Regions from separate parts of the Homo sapiens genome. Here regions 1 and 2 are each linked to region 3. A link is a contact called in ENCODE Hi-C or POLR2A ChIA-PET data. All regions are on one chromosome and are shown on one strand. The core of a region is the stretch at or near the end of the contact, and the rest is flanking DNA. Distances in the headings are between cores, read along the strand shown.

Region 1 (2,729 bases), core at 196-2,695, 540 kb after region 3:
TGATAAATATCTTTTGCTATATGTTTCTTCTCAGGTCTCCCTTCTCAGTTATCCCCCTTTACCTTCCATTGTTGGTTTTCTCTAGTTTCTTCCTTTTCTTTTTACTGTGTTCTCTTCAAGCTCTTGCTTTTTGGAGTTTTCCCAGGATATCAAAGGTTGGGGGGATGGCAACATGGTTTTCAGACAGTGTGTCTCCCCACAATCTGCTTCTCTCTACAAGCTTGTTTGAAGCCAAGTTAAAGCAATGGATAGAAGACGGCAGCGCGGGTGTCAGACCTGCCAATTTCCAACTGCACACCAAATCCCCGAACATATGCTTGAGGCCCCTGCCTTTCGGTTTCATAAATAAAACCCTGTCCTGACTACCTCCAGGATTGGATGGAAACTCGGATGAGTAAATATGGTAGAACGACTTTGCAAACTAGCACCCTATTCACACGTAAGGGGTTGCTCTTGTCACCGAGACTGTTAGAGGCAACGTGAGTTAACAGAAATAGCTTGGATTTTGAAGCTAATGGAATCTAGATCCATTCCTAACCAGCAGTGTGACCTTATTGTGTAATCTTTCTGAACCTGTCTCCATCCATCTCTACAAAGAATGTGGCACAATGTAGGAACTCAGTGAATTTTCGTGATTAAAAGACGAGATAATACAGGTGCACAATCTGCAAAACATAAAATACTCCATAAATGGAAGCAGTAAATCTTCCCCGAGCTCGAGACTCCAAAGGCCCTGAGCCCAGTACCAGTAACAGCACCCAGGTAAGTAGGCTGGCTGAGAGAAGAGGGCTATAAAGAAAAGTTCTTTCCTGAGCTTTGAATCCCCACTGTCAGGCTTCAATGGAGCGCAAAAATTCCTAAATTTGGTGAGAAATGGCAACATTACCAGGGAATGAACAGACCAGGCCACTCACATCCACGTGAGGGCTCCAGGAGCCACTTCCGGGCCCAGTCAACCACGACCAGGAGAGGCAGCGCTGGAGCCTCAATCACGTCGACGGAAAACAAGTGCGCTCCCTACTGCAGTCACCAGGAGGCGCTAGTCCCGCCTGTCTCCCGGCACGGGTCCTCGTTTGCGCACGCGTCATTTCTTTCCTCCAGCGTCCCCGCCCCTTCTCCTCCGGCCGCCACCAGTTTCGCTTGGCCAGTTGCGTTCGTGCGGCGACGTCCACGCATTTTCTGACGTAGCGAGCGACGGCGGGGAGCCGAGCGGAAGTCCAGCACTATTGCCGCTAGAGGAGGGGAGGGGTGAGAAGCATAAGTGGCACCGGAAGTGGAATTAATCCGCCTACCTCTCCTGCGCCTGCGAAACAGAAAAGACAAGGCGCCTGTCGGGCGGGGTGTGGCTTCGGGTGGCGGAGAACGCTGCGATTGGCCCTCGGCTGTGGCGACAGCGACGATTGGTCCCTGCGTGCAGAGCGCGGTGAGAGTGGGTGGTGGCCGTTGGAATTCAAAAGTGGCGGGTGTGGCGCGGGGCTGGTAGCGGCCGGAGCCGTGCGAGTTCTCTACCCTGCTTCGCGAGCGGGCGAGAGAACGCGAGTCCCAGGATCCCCGGCACCCAGTTCTCTTCCACTGCATTCCCCCGGCGCGTGTGGGACCGAGGTGGACATGGATCCGCAGGTGAGTAGGGGCGGCGCAGGTGTCCTGCCCTGGGGATGGGGACGAAGGCTGACCGCTCCGATGCTGTCGCGCCCCCGGCTCCCGGTCGGCCTTTGTCATGTCTACCGGGAGAGCGAAGGTCCGTGCGCCCCCGCACAAGTGGAAAGGGGCGGAGGCAGGAGTGGAGACGGCTTAGAGCACCCGGGGAGGTCGGAAGGCACGTCTGTCTGCCCTCCCCTAGCTTCAAGTTTCTGGAGCCCCTCCCTTAACTTTCATGTCTCCGAGATTTCTCATTTCGAATTCTCAGGCTCGTCTGACACATTTCCACTTCTTTATTCCTACTCAGGGTGTGATTGCAGTGTGTAAGAAGGGAGAGTTCTGATATGACTTCTTCCTTTTGGGGACATGGTGTCTGAGGCCACATCCTTGCTGAGGTCCTTTTGTGTTAATCGCCTCTCCTTATCACTGCTGCTTCGGAGTGTAGGAAAGGGAGAAGGAGAGTAGGGTAATCTGGGCCAAAAGACTTCTCATTCTCTCTCTCCTTTCCCAAATTGTGCAGATTCCTGCCCAATGAAACTGATTGATTTAGTTCTTTCTCTTAAATGGTGCCCTGCTGCACCCCACAACCATATGCAGCTTCCTGTCTCCAGTGAAGAGAGATGAATGTGTGTGACAGCTGGAGTGTACTTATCTCTGGTGCCAGGAAAGGTCTGCCTGAATCCTTTGTTTACTAGTATTTCACGTTCAGGTTTCCCTGAAGTTAGGATTCAGCCTTAAGAGAGATTCTTTCTCTCGTGACAACCAGAGAGCAGAGTAGTATTATGTGACAGTAAGAAGTAGTAAAAGCCTTCTCAGATCTATTAATCAAGTATTTATTGAGCACCTACTACATGCTAGGCGTGGTTGTAGGTACTTAGGATGCAGCAGTGAACAAGGGACAAATCGTTGCCATCGTGGAGCTGCCATTCTATGGGGATACAGACAATAAATGTAATAAATGAATTATATAACTGCCAGAAGGCCGTAAGTGCTGTGGAGAAAAGGAGAAATTCAAGGTTGAGGACATAGGGGAGGCCAACTGGCGGGTTAGAGTATTAAATAGGGTGGTCTCAGTAACCCCCATGGAAAAG
Region 2 (2,700 bases), core at 197-2,696, 720 kb before region 3:
CAGCACCTTCTTGAGGTCAGCAGTTGCTTTTTCCAGGTTCCCAAGGGCAGCCTGGGCAACCCCCCTTCGGTATAAGGCCTTTAAATGGCCAGGCTCCCGCTCCAACACCCGGTCACAGCTCTGGGCTGCCAACTGAGGCTGCCCTAGCAACAACTGACAGGCAGCCAGATTGGCATGAAGGACAGTTCGTTCTGGAGGGCCAGGTGGGGGTAAAGTCAGGAGCAGCCGAAGAGCCCGTCCATAGCATCGGGCAGCTCCTTCAGGGTTCCCAGCTCGAAATAGTTCTGTGCCCCTTGCACGTTCTTCCCTGGCCAGGGCTTCCTTCTCGCTAGTCTCCAGCTCCCAGGAGTCTCGGCCTTGAGTGAAGGATGCCAGTGTGAGCCTGACAGGAGGTCCAGAGTGCCCAGGCAGCTGAAGCTCTGCTTCCTCACCTTGACACATGGACTCCAAGCATTTCTCTATGAGCTCCCCCCAAGTTTCCTCCCTCCATGGCCCTACGCCCATAGTTAGCTCTGTCCAGCCCTCTGGCGGCCCTGATCCGAAAGGAAACCCCAAAGCCAGTACCCGGCAGCAGGAGCCTAGTTTGGGTTTGTCCAAGCCATGGCCACGGATTACGATCTTCTTGACAAAGCTCCCATCGGGGCAGTACCAGAGATCAGAAGCTTGAAGGGCCTCTGGCATCTGACTGGTTGATCCATGAGACTTATGAGAGTCTCCTTCAAGTTCAGCAACCAGTTTTTCAGCTCCTTGAGTATGCTCTAGAATTTGGCTGGCTGGATCTGGGCTTACTTCCAGCTCAAGCGTTTCGGTAGGAGGGTCTCGGGGCTGCTGCCTAATCTGAATAACTGAATCAAGGTTCTCCCGAAGGTTCTTTTCCCACTCTTGTTGCGGCTGAGAGGTGTCCTTTTCTCCAATTGTATTGACTGGTGGCGTCTCCATATGGATGCTTAGTCCCTTCCACGGTGAGTGAACAGTTTTGGTCAGAAAGGGATGAACCAGGTTCAGGTCAGCACCTGAAAAGAAAACCAAACAATGCTAATAGCAGGGTTCTTATTTAGACTCCTTTCTCGTCCTTTCCCATTCTTCTGAGACCCAGGCCCCTAGTCCTGAAAGTCCCCAGTTTTGCTTTCCTCCAAAAATCTGCTCCAGCTTCCCCGTTCCACCCACATATAATTTAGAACTATAAATTCCACAATTCCCTGCGGTTAAGGTAGCCGCGCCAACTACGGACACCCGGTCGGGTCAATAAGTACCTGCGCGGCCAAAGTGCCTAGCATGGTGACAGGAGGAGCCGGGCCATTCGAATCACCTCTCCTTCCAAAGCTAAATGGCTACTGAATGCTGCCCTCGGAGCCTTGCCCCACGCGGAGAGGGCAGCCGGAGAGGGGCGCGGTGCGGGAGGCGGGGGTAGGGGGCGGAACAACTGGGAAAGATACTGACAACTAACCCTGGAGCCCGCGAGACTCCGAATCTAGTCAAATTCCTGGCAGCCAATCGGGAGAAGGGAGGAATCTGGTTAGCCCGCCTATTGAACGTGACATCATTTCCTCCGCAACCATGAAGCTCCAGGCCTTAGCAACTGAACTAGGCCAGAGCAACCGAACTAGGCAGAATCGAACAGAATTTGGCGCGGTCGGGCTGGCCAGGCTGCTCAAGAGTCAAAGTGGGCCAACATGGTGAGACCCTGTCTCTACTAAAAATACAAAAATTAGTAGGTCATGGTGGCGCGCGCCTGTAATCCCAACTACTCGGAAGGCTGAAACAGGAGAATCGCTTGAACCCGGGAGACAGACGTTGCAGTGAGCCGAGATCACACCATTGCACTCCAGCCTGGGCGACAGAGCGAGACTAGAGACTCCGTCTCAAACAAAAAAAAAAAAAAAAAAAAAAAAAAAAGGTGGGCCGGGCGCGGTGGCTCACGCCTGTAATCCCAGCACTTTGGGAGGTTGAGGTCAGGAGTTCAAGACCAGCCTGGCCAACATGGTGAAACCCCGTCTCTACTAAAAATGCAAAAATAGCTCGGCGTGATGGCGGGCGCCTATATCCCAGCTACCCAGGAGGCTGAGGCAGGAGAATGGCTTACCTGGGAAGCGGAGGTTGCAGTGAGCCGAGATCGCGCCATTGCACTCCAGCTTTGGCAACTGAGACTCTGGGAGGCTGAGGTGGGCGGATCACGAGGTCAGGTGATCGAGACCATCCTGGCAACATGGTGAAATCTCGTCTCTACTAAAAATACAAAAAGTTAGCTGGGCATGGTGGCGTGTGCCTGTAATCCCAGCTACTTGGGAGGCTGAGGTGGGAGAATCGCTTGAACCAGGGAGTCGGAGGTTGCAGTGAGCCGAGATGGTGCCACTGCAATCCAGCCTGGCGACAGAGCAAGATTCCCGCCTCAAAAATAAATAAATAAATAAATAAAAAGCCGGGCATCGCGCACGCCTGTAATCCCAGCAATTTGGGAGGCCGAGGCGGCGGGGGGGGGCGGGGCGGGGGGAGGGGGCGGGGCGGCGGGGGGATCACTTGAGGTCAGGGGTTCGAGACCAGCCTGGACAACATGGTGAAACCCCGTCTCTACTAAAAATACAAAAAATTAGCTGGGCGTGGTGGCGGGCACCTATAGTCCCAGCTACCCGGGAGGCTGAGGCAGGAGAATGGCATGAACCCGGAAGGCGGAGCTTGCGGTGAGCCAAGATCGTGCCACTG
Region 3 (2,700 bases), core at 7-2,506:
TCTTGTAGAATCCAGTCAGTGAGGCGGCCCGTAAAGAATGGAATGGCCATCTCCCCTGGAGAAAGAGAAGAGAGGTCACGCACAAATATTAAGTCTAAGTAGGTCAGTTCCAGTCAGACTGGCCCCACCACGCCTCCTCCCCCTCACCATTATCCTGGAGGGCATCAGCAGAAAGGAAACACTGACGTCTCAATCCCGAACCTAAATAGGCTGCCCTGGAACTCACTACCCTGTGGTTGCTCTACCAGAACTTTCAGGATTTTATTAGGAAGGCTGGAGATCATGAAGTAGAAAAGCCTCCTGTTAGAGATGAGGATGCCCCGCCCTTCGGCCCCAGAGCAAAGGATTTCCCCGCTTCCGGCGTGGCCCAAAGAATCAAGACCCGGTCAGCAATGGAGCCCAGAACCTCTGGCCCCCGCCAGTCCAGTGCCGTTTCTTCTACACCGAAGTGGTGTTCCAAGACCCACGCTAGGAGTCCTTCTCCTGCTCCACATTTCCCAGAACCCACGCTACTCTACCTTACTGACAATTACCTTTGATTCCTGTCCCAGTCCCCTTGTGTCCTCCCCTCTTGCCCTGCGTTCCCCTTACCAAGAGAGGAGAGGACCACCAGGACCAGGAACAGCGAGAGGCGGCGCGTCTCCGAGCCCAGGCAGCCTAGAAGCCGACGCACAGGGTTTCCAGAGCCGCCCTGACCGCCGGGCACCCAGAGGCTCCCGAGTTTGTGCCACAGGGCTGCTGCGGGCAGTGCCGCTGCATAACTGACAACGAAGGCGGTAGGGTGACTTCCCCAGTGCAGTAGCCTGGTGCTATCCGCGGACCCGGGGGCTCCCCATGAGATCAGCTCTCGGAACAAGGCAAGTCCCGGCAGGGCCAAGCCCAGTGCCGCAGCTAATGGCTTCAAAGCAGCCAGCCAGCCCTGGGCACCTGCGTTTTCGCTCTTGGAGCCAACCGTTGCCCTGAGGACCCCGCAGGCCCCCAGCCAGAGCACGGCCCAGCGGCTCAGGCCCACCGCCCAGACCCGGAGCAGTGGCAGCGCGGTGGGCACCAGCAGGGAGAATATGCGGGGCAGCGCGGTCCGGAGCAGCACCCAGTCGGCGAGAAGTAGCAGTACTGTCCCCAGCCATGCGAGAGAAGCTCCGGGGAGGCAGCGGCACCCGCGGGGAGCGGGACACCTAGAGCTAGCCATTGGCACTCGGACGCCGTCCCGGTCCCGGCCGGGCCTGGGACTCTCCGCGCCCCGGTGGGGCCTGAAGCTCCGGGTACCGCCGAGTCCTCCCCTACTGGCGGCTGGGGGAGGGAACGAGGGCGGGGCTCTCGGAAAGTCCCAGGAACAGGCTGATCCTGCGCTGGCGAGAAGCTCAGCCATTTAGGGGAAAGCGAAATCGAAAGCGGCCGCCTGCTCACTAGATAACGCCTACTTCCAAAAGTGGCCTGCCCAGACTATTTTGGTAGCAAGCGTGGAAATCAGATCTGAGAATCTCGGGAGCAGCCCTGGTGCCCAATTTTCTCCATCACGCACACCCTTCTCGCCTCTCCCTGCCTCCTGCCTTTCCACTTGCACCAGTTTTCCCACCCCAGCCTCAGGGCGGGGCTGCCTCGTCACTTGTCTCGGGGCAGATCTGCCCTACACACGTTAGCGCCGCGCGCAAAGCAGCCCCGCAGCACCCAGGCGCCTCCTGGCGGCGCCGCGAAGGGGCGGGGCTGTCGGCTGCGCGTTGTGCGCTGTCCCAGGTTGGAAACCAGTGCCCCAGGCGGCGAGGAGAGCGGTGCCTTGCAGGGATGCTGCGGGCGGGAGCACCAACCGGGGACTTACCCCGGGCGGGAGAAGTCCACACCGGGGTAATGGGTCTGGGCTTGAGGGTTGGCAGAGGGGTGGAGGAGATGCAGCGGCCAGGGGACCCTGGAAGCGCGCGCGGAGAAGTGAATGCAGAGACCAACGGGAGCGCAGGGAGGTCGCCTGTAGCAGCCAGCGCTTGCAACCCGCAATGAGCATAGAGTATTTCTTTTCTGAGGGGGGTCGTCTAGAGTGTCCGTGAAGGGAACAGGCACGCGAGGCTGGTGGAAAAAGCGGGTGCTTTGACTCTTAGCTGGAAGCGTCAACGGGAAGCTACTCTAAAGCGCTTTCGCTTTCACTCTGGTCCCGGACAGTGGGGGCTGGTTAAATCAAGAAAGGGGGTTGGGGATGGTGCAAAGAGATGAGGAAATGGTGCCCTGGGTGAAGTAGAACAGCACTTGGGAGAAGGAAATATAGGCACTTATTGAGAAGGACCAACTCATCACACAGACTTTTGATAAACTTGCCACTGGGCAACTCTTAGCCCAAGCACTGATAATGGGCGTTCTGTGTTAACTAGTGATGCCCTTCCCTAGCTTGACCCAGGAAGGCCTCTCCTTGGCCCAGATGCTGCCTTACTCCCTTCCCTGTGTCTTCCCTGCCCACTCCCATGTGCCCACTGGGGGGACTTTGCTTAGGATGGGCGCCTGGGGCAGATGGCAGCCCCAAGACTGGCTGGCTGGCTTCTGCTCTGGACTACTGCCACCACTCGTGGCTTGGGGGCGGCTTTGTTAGAGAGGAATAGCCTCTAACTTGAAGTTAACCCTGTTCTTTGACCCTCTATTCATGATAAGTCGGTCCGTCGGAAAGCATACTCAGAGGAGCGTCCTTTGGGGCCAGAGTAACTTACGGCCTGGTAAGAA

Evidence for each region. Hi-C counts contacts between places; a loop is a spot of excess contacts on that map. ChIA-PET counts read pairs that join two places held with the same protein, here RNA polymerase II (POLR2A). Pooled maps may share reads with other maps.
Region 1: a loop to region 3 is called in a map of CD8-positive, alpha-beta T cell, with 12 times the contacts of the local background. The contact joins the promoter of KIFC1 here to the promoter of TAP1 in region 3. A Hi-C loop is called at or near these places in 1 of 168 maps with a recorded cell type or tissue (CD8-positive, alpha-beta T cell), 2 of 37 single-sample maps with no recorded cell type and 9 of 50 pooled maps. POLR2A ChIA-PET finds 5 or more read pairs at or near these places in 1 of 52 experiments (GM12878).
Region 2: a loop to region 3 is called in a map of CD4-positive, alpha-beta T cell, with 2.3 times the contacts of the local background. The contact joins the promoter of FKBPL here to the promoter of TAP1 in region 3. A Hi-C loop is called at or near these places in 3 of 168 maps with a recorded cell type or tissue (CD4-positive, alpha-beta T cell, CD8-positive, alpha-beta T cell and naive thymus-derived CD4-positive, alpha-beta T cell) and 13 of 50 pooled maps. POLR2A ChIA-PET finds 5 or more read pairs at or near these places in 8 of 52 experiments (A673, CD4-positive, alpha-beta T cell, HEK293 and 4 more).

What each region holds. Positions count from the first base shown.
Region 1 is chr6:33,390,378-33,393,106 of GRCh38, forward strand. It overlaps KIFC1 (kinesin family member C1), which reads left to right and starts at 1,446. Exons shown (of 11, transcript NM_002263.4): 1 at 1,446-1,620. The coding sequence starts at 1,609.
Region 2 is chr6:32,128,842-32,131,541 of GRCh38, forward strand. It overlaps FKBPL (FKBP prolyl isomerase like), which reads right to left and starts at 1,447. Exons shown (of 2, transcript NM_022110.4): 1 at 1,254-1,447; 2 at 1-1,013. The coding sequence starts at 939. RefSeq lists a cis regulatory region at 2,664-2,700.
Region 3 is chr6:32,852,448-32,855,147 of GRCh38, forward strand. It overlaps TAP1 (transporter 1, ATP binding cassette subfamily B member), which reads right to left and starts at 1,257. Exons shown (of 11, transcript NM_000593.6): 1 at 592-1,257; 2 at 1-55. The coding sequence starts at 1,189. It overlaps PSMB9 (proteasome 20S subunit beta 9), which reads left to right and starts at 1,745. Exons shown (of 6, transcript NM_002800.5): 1 at 1,745-1,842. The coding sequence starts at 1,783.